Regions from separate parts of the Homo sapiens genome. Here region 1 is linked to region 2. The links are chromatin loops, found by intact Hi-C in ENCODE. Cell type or tissue: Calu3. All regions are shown on one strand.

Region 1 (5,000 bases), 210 kb before region 2:
GGACCATCAGGCAAGATGTCTCAACTTCCAGGTTTCCCACCCTACCTCCTGCACTTCTACTGATTTATATCCTCACCAACTCTTCCCTCTTTTCATGCACGTCCAGAGTGAAGTGTCTGTGGTGTCTGAGATGAGCCCTTCCATTTATGTCCTTGGCTCCTTTCTCTCCAGTGTCCTCTACATCCTTGCTCAGGCAGTTATTTTCTCTCTTATTTCAGAAAAATGCTAGAAAATAACAAAAAGAATCATCTGTAATTTCACCTTAAAAATTATCTAAATTGCCTAGTGAATGTTCCTTCTATTACCCAGTCATCAAATTTCATCTTCCCTAAGGTAATCTATGTTAATTAAATTTATATTTCTTGAATATATGCAATAAATCTATGTGGATAACCAGATGTTTTCATATTTTCAAGAATAAGATTATTCTGTAATTGATCTAAAATTTGCTTTTTACACTAACAAATCAATATATAGATCTGCCTTTTATATTGGCTGCATAATATTCAATTATATGGCAGCATTATAGTTTATTCAACCATTTCTTTCTTTTCTTTTCTGTTTTTTGTTTTGTTTTGTTTTTTTTTGGAGATGGAGCCTTCCTCTGTCACCCAGGCTGGAGTGCAGTGGTGCGATATCGGCTCACTGCAACCTCTGCCTCCCGGGTTCAAGTGATTCTCCTGCCTCAGCCTCCCCAGTAGTGGGGATTACAGGCACCCGCCACCATGCCCAGCTAATTTTTGTATTTTTAATAGAAACAGGATTTCGCCATGTTGGCCAGGCTGGTCTTGAACCCTTGACCTCAGGCAATCCACCTGCCTCGGCCTCCCAAAGTGCTGGGATTACATGTGTAGGCTACCGCACCCGGCCTCAATCATTTCTTTATGTATATTTAGATTGTTTCTAATTTTCAATATTGCTTATAATACAAAAATCCATCTGCATATGTCTTTCCATACTTACGCTTTTATTTTCATAAACTAGATTGCTAGAAGCTAAAATGCCGACTCAAATGATGTGCTTGTTTTGAATTATAACAAGTACTACCAAATTACTTCTCAAATAATTTGTACCAATTATATTACAACCAAGAGTCTGTGAGTGTCCACTTCCCCATTTCTTCATCATCACTGGGTACAAATCAATATTTCTAATTTTTGTCAATTTTATAGGAAAAAGATATTTTATTTTCATGTGCAATTCCCTGATTACTAGTAGGATTGAGCATCTCATCACTGTTTATTGGTAATATTTATATCTTATTTTTTGCATTGTACATTTGTACTGTGTAGTCCTTTGCTCCTTTGCCCAGTTTTTTTTCATATGGATTGTCCTTCTAATTGACGTGTTATAAGTCTTTAAGTATTACAGATTACCTATCTAGCAAATATTTCCATTTGGTCAGTCATCATCTTCTAAATTGTCTTTGTGTAAGGTTTCTTTATAGCGTCCTTGTTTTTGTCCATTTGGGAAATTCTTCCCTACTTTGAGGTTATAAACATGTTTTATTACTTTTTCTTTTAACTTTTGTTATTTTATTTCTTTCATTTACAAATTTAATTCTTTCTTGTGGCTTTTGTTTTTAACTCTCTTGATGGGTCTGTCCACTCAGTGTATAAATATTTTAGGTCTTTTTTTTAATATATATAATTTGAAAGCTTTTCTTTGTGTTACCCTGCATGTATCTGAAAGCCTTTCTCATTTCTTTCTTTTAGTCTATGAAGTAATTATATTTACTGTCTCACTTCTTTGTTTTCCATTTAATCTTCATATACTTATAATTTGGCTTACAATCCTACTGTCATGTTAATACAATTAATCTATGTGCACCACAGTAAGTAAATTTCTGAACCAAATGGACATTTTTCAGTGCTTTGGGGCATTTTTAGTGCCTTTGGGCATTAGGTAGTCTCCAAAGATGGCTGCTTTGATTTTCTCCCCTCGCTGTTGTGCATTCACCACTCTAACCATCAAAAGATGGATTCGATTTACCCTCGTCTTTAATCTGGTCCTCTTTCTTCCTAGCACAGTAGTCTCAGGATAGCTAAATTTCTTACATGATGGCTGGCTTTGCAGAATAAGATGGAAGCTGCTAGGCCTCTGAAAGTTTAGGCCCAGAGCTGGCAGAGTCATTCCCACCGTAATCTCTTGGGCTAACTTCACAAGCCCAAGCTAGCCACGTGACGAGGCCACATGGAGGAGCTCTAACATGCCAGACACGAGTGAAGCCTCTTTGACCTTCCAGGTTAGACCAGTTTCTGATCAATGCTGCTTTGTAAATTTCCCTGGCTAATGCTGCATAGAGCCAAAGAAGCATCCAACTAACTCCAGTTGATCCCCTAAATTGTGAGAAATAATAAAATTCAGTCTCTTTGGTGAATAGTTCTAATGAAGTTTGACAAATACACGGAATTGTGTGATACTCACCAGAACAGTTCCATCATCCTCCAAAATTCTTTTGTGCTGCTTGTTTGTAGTCAACCCTCCCTTACATCCAAGATTTGGAAACCACTGATCTGTTTTGTGTGCTACTTTTGCCTTCTCCAGAATGACATAAATGGAATTTTACAGTTTATAGCTTTTTGAGCCTGATTTCTTTCACTTACGTTAATGGATTTCAGATTCATTGTGTTATTGTATCAGTACTTTGTTCCTTTTAATTGGTGAGTAGGATTCTGTTTTTTGGATTTATCACAGTTTGTTTTATTCAATCACCAGCTGAAGGACATTTGGGACATTTGTTTTCAGTGCTTAGAAATTTTGAATATAGCTGCTAGAAACGTTTATACACTGGATTTTGTGTGAACATCACTTTTTATTTCTCTTGGATAAAATATCTAAAATTTAATTTTATAAGAAATTGCCAAACTGTTTTCCAAAGTGGCTATACCTTACATTCCCACCAGTAGTGAATGAGTTCCAATTGCTTCACACATCCTCATTTGAGTTTGGTATGGTCATTAAAGAAAACCCCTAGACATTCTAATAGGTATATAGTAGTATATCATTGTGGTATTAATTTGCATTTCCTTAGTAATTAACGATGTTGAGCATATTTGCATGTGCTTACTTGCCATATATATATATATATCTTCTTGGTGAAGTACCTGTTTAGATAGTTTGCTCACTTCAAAAAATTTGATTGTTTTCTTACTTTTGAGTCTTGAGAGTTCTCAATATATTCTGGATTCAAGTCCTTTACTAAATATAGAGTTTGCAAACATATTCTCTCAGTTTGTGGTTTTTCTTAACAGTGCTTTTCTCTTAACAGTGGCTTACACACATCAAATGTTTATAATTTTTTGAAGCCCAGATTGTAATTTTTTTCTTTCATGAATTGTACTTTTGGTATAATATCTAAGAACTCTTGGCATGACCCAGAGTTACAAAAATTTTCTTCTACGCTTACTTTTAAAGTTTTATAGGTTTACATTTTAAAGTAGATCTATGGTCTATTTTGTGTTAATTTTTATATAAGGTGTGAGATATAGGTTGATATTTACTTTGGGGCATATGGATAGTCATTTGTTCCAGCTCATTTGTTGAAAAAATTGTCTTTACTCCATTGAATCACTTGTGTACCATTGTAAAAAAAGTCATTTGATCTTACTTATCTGGTTATATTCCTGGACTCTGTATTCCATTTCATTGATGAATGTGTCTATCTTTAGTTGTTACTGTTTTAAGCCATTAAATTTTGTATTTGTTTGTTATACAGCAAAATGTAACAATATGTGACACAGTCACTGTGAAGAACTTTGAAAGGGCTGAAATTTTACTCCTCTTGAAAGCTAACAAGTTAGTCTGCCACAGTTTCATGAATCCTGGTGGAAGACTCAAGACTTCTGGGACAAGGATGAAGAAAAATTTACTAATCAAACCAATAGCCATAGCCAAAGTATTTGCATTTTTGTGTTGGTTTTCTAAACCCCAATTCCCATAAGGTGATGCAAAGAGGGCCAGGTAACACCTATACACACAGGTATAATTTAATCACTGATGCACAAGAGATACAGTAATACCACTATTAGTATAAGTGGTAAGTGACATAGTAGTTCCACTGATGTATTTCAGCCTCCCCTTCTTTCTGTGGCTGATTTTTTTTCCAGAATGAGGTCAGACATTATCTTCCAAGCAGCCTCTGGTTATTTTATCTTCTGAGTTCCTGTAGCATCATATGTAGTATTATGACTGAGTATTTTATCTTCCTTATTAGGCAGTGAGCTCTTCGAGAGTAGGCTCTAACTCATTTTCCTTATACTCTAATTTGTCAAACTATTAAAACATTTGATGTACTTCCTTTTGAAGCATCTGTTGATACAGTTACCATGCCTTCACTATCTTGATGATTTCACAAGAAATGGAACAAATGGAATACTTGTAATAAAAGGCCCTATTTTTCTTGATGATCGTTTCCCAAAGAAGTTATTTCTGTTCTGAAGGAAGTAGCTGAAAATACCTATGAAGTAACTGCTTTCCTGAAAATAGTACTTGTTATAGTATAAGTAGAAGGGGCCTTAACATATAATTTTTAAAAGGCTTATAGCTGTGGGTAATACGAAGTCTCTAAAATACGTGCATGCCAGTAATATTGAGAACAATGCCATTTTATTCCAGGATCCAAGAAGGGCATTGCATAATTAGCAGAACAAATTGACAAGCAGGGCACATAGTTTACATTTCCATGGTAGGTAAGAATGACTATTTTGATTACAATTTCATGTGTTTTGTTTACTTTTTTTTGGTGGGGGGACAGAGTTTCACTCCTGTTGCCCAGGCTGGAGTGCAATGGCATGATGTTGGCTCACCACAACCTCTGCCTCCCAGGTTCAAGTGGTTCTCCTGCCTCAGCGTCCTGAGTAGCTGGGACTACAGGCAAATGTCACCACGCCCAACTAATTTTGTATTTTACTAGAGACGGGGTTTCTTCATGTTGGTCAGGCTGGTCTTGAACTCCCAACCTCAGGTCATCTGCCCACCTAGGCCTCCCAAAGTGCTGG
Region 2 (5,000 bases):
CCACTTCCCATTTCCAGACAAAAATATCTACTACAACTAACAATGACTAAAGTACCTTCCAAGTTTCAGGGTTTCTATTCCCATTAATCTCACTGATATCCTTATTACTTTGTTTATGAATTATTTAAAAGTCTATATATGTTACAGAATTGAAATTCAAGATGAGATTTGGGTGGGGACACAGCCAAACCATATCAGTCATCTTTCTTTACTCTATACATATTCCCCCCGAACACTTACTTAATAATTTATAATAAAGCAAGTACACAAATAATTCAAAAAGTGAGTTAATTTTTTTTTTTTTGTAAAATCCAAAGCAAGTAAACAGGAACCACATTTGATGTTTAAAAAAAATGCATGAGATTAAAATAACTCCTTTTCAGAAACAGAAATGGAATCTCCAAAAGTAAAAGACTGTTTCTATAGATGAAGGAACTAATATCTAGAGATAATAAATGCCTTTTGAAGGTTGTACAGCAGATCTAAGGAATGAACCCACAATTTGGGTTTGATGTTTGTTTAATTGTAATATTAATCTACTTTACTAGCACCATTAATTTATTTGCAGGATCTTAAATGTCAAGCTAAAATTAAAAATATCTTTTTTCTTTTTATATTTTGTCTTTAAAAGTATTTTTAATTTACTGCTAAAAAGAGAGAATGGCATTGATTCTTCATCTGCATAGAAAACAGCTCACTCCCTTCTAGCAGATTTATTTTGAATTATATAAACACCAAAAAAAAAATCCTCACATACGCTCTGCATTTTTATAGCTTCTTTTTAAGCAAACTCTCTCTTCTTGGAAGATCCCCTCCCTTCTTCAAGATATTTCTGCTCCTCCCACTACCTCAAACGTAACTGCTATTGTTGTCCTTGTTGCATCCGCATCACCCTGTGCCTCTATTAAAAGCACTTTACACCTCATAATATAATTTAATACATGTATGTTCCCCTAATAAGATCTAAGTTCCTCTAGGGGAGGAACATATCTTAGGCATCTTTGTAGAAACAGAATCAGCCACAGGATCTGGCACACAGTAGGAGCTCAACAAAAGAATGTTGAAGTCATGAATGTGATAGTAATAGATACTAAATTGTTCTCAATCAATAAATTTTTATTTGGGAAAATAGAGCATTTGGAAAGAATATTTCTTAGGATTTTTTTCACCTGCAGGTAACGTAAAACTGAAAAAAAAAAGGTTTAAATTTAAATTAAAACGTAGAAATGAATTTGTTCCCTTGGCTGAAAATTCCAAATGTGAGGCAGCTCTCAGGAGTAATTTGAGGGTGCGAGCCTCAAGCCTTGGCAGCTTCCACATGGTGTTGAGCCTGTGAGTGCACAGAAGTCAAGAATTGAGGTTTGGGAACCTCCGCCTAGATTTCAGAGGATTTATGGAAACACCTGGATGCTCAGGCAGAAGTTTGCTGTAGGGGTGGGGTCCTCAGGGGGAGAACCTCTGCTAGGGCAGTGCTGAAGGGAAATGTGGGGTCAGAGCCCCCACACAGAGTCTCTAGTGGGGCACTGCCTAGTGGAGCTGTGAGAAGAGGGCCACCATCCTCCAGACCCCAGAATGATAGATCCACTGACAGCTTGCACAATGCACCTGGAAAAGCTGCAGGCACTCAATGCCAGCCTGTGAAAGCAGCTGGAAGGGAGGCAGTACCCTGCAAAGCCACAGGGGTGGAGCTGCCCAAGACCATGAGAACTCACATCTTGCATCAGCGTGACCTGGGTGTGAGACATGGAGTAAAAGGAGATCATTTTGGAGCTTGAAGATTTGACTGCCCTTCTGGATTTTGGGCTTGCATGGGGTCTGTAGCCTCTTTGTTTTGGCCAATTTCTCCCATTTAGAATGGCTGTATTTACCCAATGCCTGTACACCCATTGTACCTAGGAAGTAACTAACTTGTTTTTGATTTTACAGGCTCATAGGCAGAAGGGACTTGCCTTGTGTCAGACGATATTTTGGACTGTGGACTTTTGGGTTAATGCTGCAATGAGTTAAGACTTTGGGGGGCTGTTGGGAAGGCATGATTTGTCTTGAAATGTGAGGACATGAGATTTGGGAGGGGCCAGGGGATAGAATAATATGGTTTGGCTGTGTCCCCACCCAAATCTCATCTTGAATTTCTATGTGTTGTGGGAAGGACTTGGTGGGAGGTAATTGAATCATGGGGGCAAGTCTTTCCTATGCTGTTCTGATGATAGTGAATAAGTCTTATGAGATCTTGCTGGTGGAAGGGTTTATGGGGTGCCAGTTTAGTCAGTCACCCCTGTGTAGGACACCTCTGGAACACCATAGGGGGCACCTGAGGAGAAACATCTCATTATTGCCATTGTGCCCCCAGGCCAGTGAGCATGACCTGCTCTGTGGCTTTACACAGAATGCTCTGGGCGGAAACACTCCCTTGAAGCATTGGAATGTGACCAGACATCCTATCCTAGCTCCCACCAGCTGCAGCCTGGTAAGTTAAAGATTATCATAGTGGTTAGACATATGCTTTGAGCTTAAAGGAAATTCACATAACCGCCAGTGCTATACATGTTTCCAATGACGCATGCTCCCCCACCTTCACCGTTTCACCCCGTACCATCTGCTTCTTAGATCAAAAAGATTGTACTCAATAAATTTTCAGGAAACCAGTGTTCTGGGCCTTCTGCAGCCTTCACTCTAGCAGATGGCCCCCTGGACCTGCTTTTACTCTTAACTTGTCTTTTCTCATTCCTTTGTCACTGCCGGACTTTGGGTACCCATGGCTGGGGGTTGGGACTGATCTCCCCAACAGGTCTGATGGTTTAAAAACAGAAATATCCCCGCACAAGCTCTCTCTTTGCCTGCCATCATCCATGTAAGATGTGACTTGCTTCTCCTTGCCTACCATCATGATTGTGAGGCCTTCCCAGCCATGTGGAACTGTGAGTCTAATTAAACCTCTTTCTTTTATAAATTGCTCAGTCTCCAGTACATCTTTATCAGCAGCGTGAAAACCGACTAATACAATGACTTAAGTATTAGTAGGCCCTTCGTCTATTGTTGTTGTTAATATCCTTCCTTATATAAGAATGATGCTCTTAACTTCTCAAAATAAGGCATATACTTTGACATATTGTAGTGTTTGGTTTAAACTGAGTGTTTCATTGACCCCCATTTATTTTACATGGCAGTAAAAGTCAGTGACCAGGGAACGGAATAAAAATAACTTATTGCTTTGCTCAGAATTATTGTCATGCAAAGACTTCTTCATTAGGGACACACTCAACATCCCTTCTTCACTTCTTCTTATTAAGAGACCTCTAATCCACTTTGGGAGGCCAAGGTGGGTGGATCACGAGGTCAGGAGATGGAGACCATCCTGGCTGACATGGTGAAACCTCGTCTCTGCTAAAAAATACAAAAAATTAGCCAGGCATGGTGGCAGGTGCCTGTAGTCCCAGCTACTCGGGAGGCTGAGGCAGGAGAATGGCATGAACCTGGGAGGCAGAGCTTGCAGTGAGCCAAGATTTTGCCACTGCATTCCAGCCTGGGTGACAGGGCAAGGCTCCATCTCAAAAAAAAAAAAAAAAGAAAAAGAGACCTCTAATCTTATGAATCCAGTTATAAGTCAACATTTCCTAGGGTTTCTTTTTTCAGCTAGATATGGCCATATGATTAAATTTTAACTCATAAAATACAAGTAGAAGTGATATATGGGATTTTCCCAAGTTTTCTTAAGCAAGAGGTCACATACTTTTTCTTCTTCTTACCCTCTTGCTTGCTATGTGTAATGTGGCTGGAGCTCGAACTACCATTTTGGATAAAGAGTAATAAGATAAGAATATCAAAGGTTCAATAGAAGAAATCTAGATTTCTGTACTACCTATCTCTAGATTTTAATGAAATAGGAATTAACTTCTATTTTGTTTAAGCCATTTTGGTTTTCTGTTAAATGAACCAGAATCTAAGTCTTAACAAACACTGTGGGAGATCAGTGCCAAATCCTATCAGGTTTTTATCCTGTATTTCTTAAATCTGTCCTTTTCTCCCTGCTTTCTACTCTCATCCTTCTCATCATCACCGCCACCACCACCATTACCTTTAGCCTGACACATTTACTGATTGCCTAGACTACTGCAATGGTTTTCTAACTGGTCTACACAATTCAGTCTAGACCTCTCCAGTCTGTTTTCCACTTTGCTGTCTAACTAATGTTTTCAGAATTCATATTTTGAAGATCAGATTATTACCCACTCTTCTTCTAGGGTGAAACTTTGCAGATGTTTTCTAATTACAATTAGGATGGAGGCTACAATTTTTAACATGACTGTGTTGGTTAGCTAGGGTTGTCATAACAAACTGCCACACATTAGGGGACAAAAACAGTAGACATTAATTTTCTTATAATTCTGGAGACTGGACGTCCAAGATCAAGATGTCAGCAGGGTTGGTTTCTTTTGTGCCTCTCTCCTTGGCTTGTAGATGATGATCTTTTCTATGTCTCTTTCCTCAGTTTGTGTCTGTATCCTAATATCCTCATCTTATAAGGACAGCAGTCATATTGGATTAAGACCCTCCCTAATTAACTCATTTCAATTTACTTATCTCTTTAAAGATTCCATCTCCAAATATAGTCATATTCTGAGGTACTAGGGGGTTAGAACTTCAACATACAAATTACAGGAAACAGTTCGGCCATAACAATGGCCCATAATGTTTGGTTCCTGATTCCATGAGTTTGTAAGACTTTGAAGTTCCCATGCACTAGAACACTAGAAAAACTTGTTTATCCTATAAATTTCCTGGGCAAGGGAGAGCATCACCTTCATAAAGTCTCAGTAGGAAGACTAAATTTTTCCTCAAAAGGGAGAAATTTGAAAAGAATACTTATAGTGTGGTCTGGGCAGGGATTGGTTAACAAGTTTATCAACTAGGCAAGTTACTGGAGCAGTGTTTCTATTGTTGAAACATATGAGTCTAGTATGAGTTTGTGTTAAAAGTGTTAAAGTGACCTTATGTCTTCT

The links. Hi-C counts contacts between places; a loop is a spot of excess contacts. Peaks named below come from ENCODE experiments on the same cell type or tissue, not always from the same donor. Only the 100,000 strongest peaks of a DNase experiment are listed, where the experiment ranks them.
Region 1: it touches region 2 in a loop (2.9-fold over the local background); 2 of 110 quality-filtered maps call a loop at or near these places.

Annotation. Positions count from the first base shown.
Region 1 is chr4:103,205,682-103,210,681 of GRCh38, forward strand. No RefSeq gene overlaps it. Among named protein-coding and RNA genes, the nearest start is that of CENPE, 9.8 kb to the left of the region's middle. In Calu3, no CTCF peak of the experiment used is centred here; a DNase peak (open chromatin) is centred at 2,190.
Region 2 is chr4:103,413,526-103,418,525 of GRCh38, forward strand. No RefSeq gene overlaps it. Among named protein-coding and RNA genes, the nearest start is that of LINC02428, 9.0 kb to the right of the region's middle. In Calu3, no CTCF peak of the experiment used is centred here; a DNase peak (open chromatin) is centred at 2,496.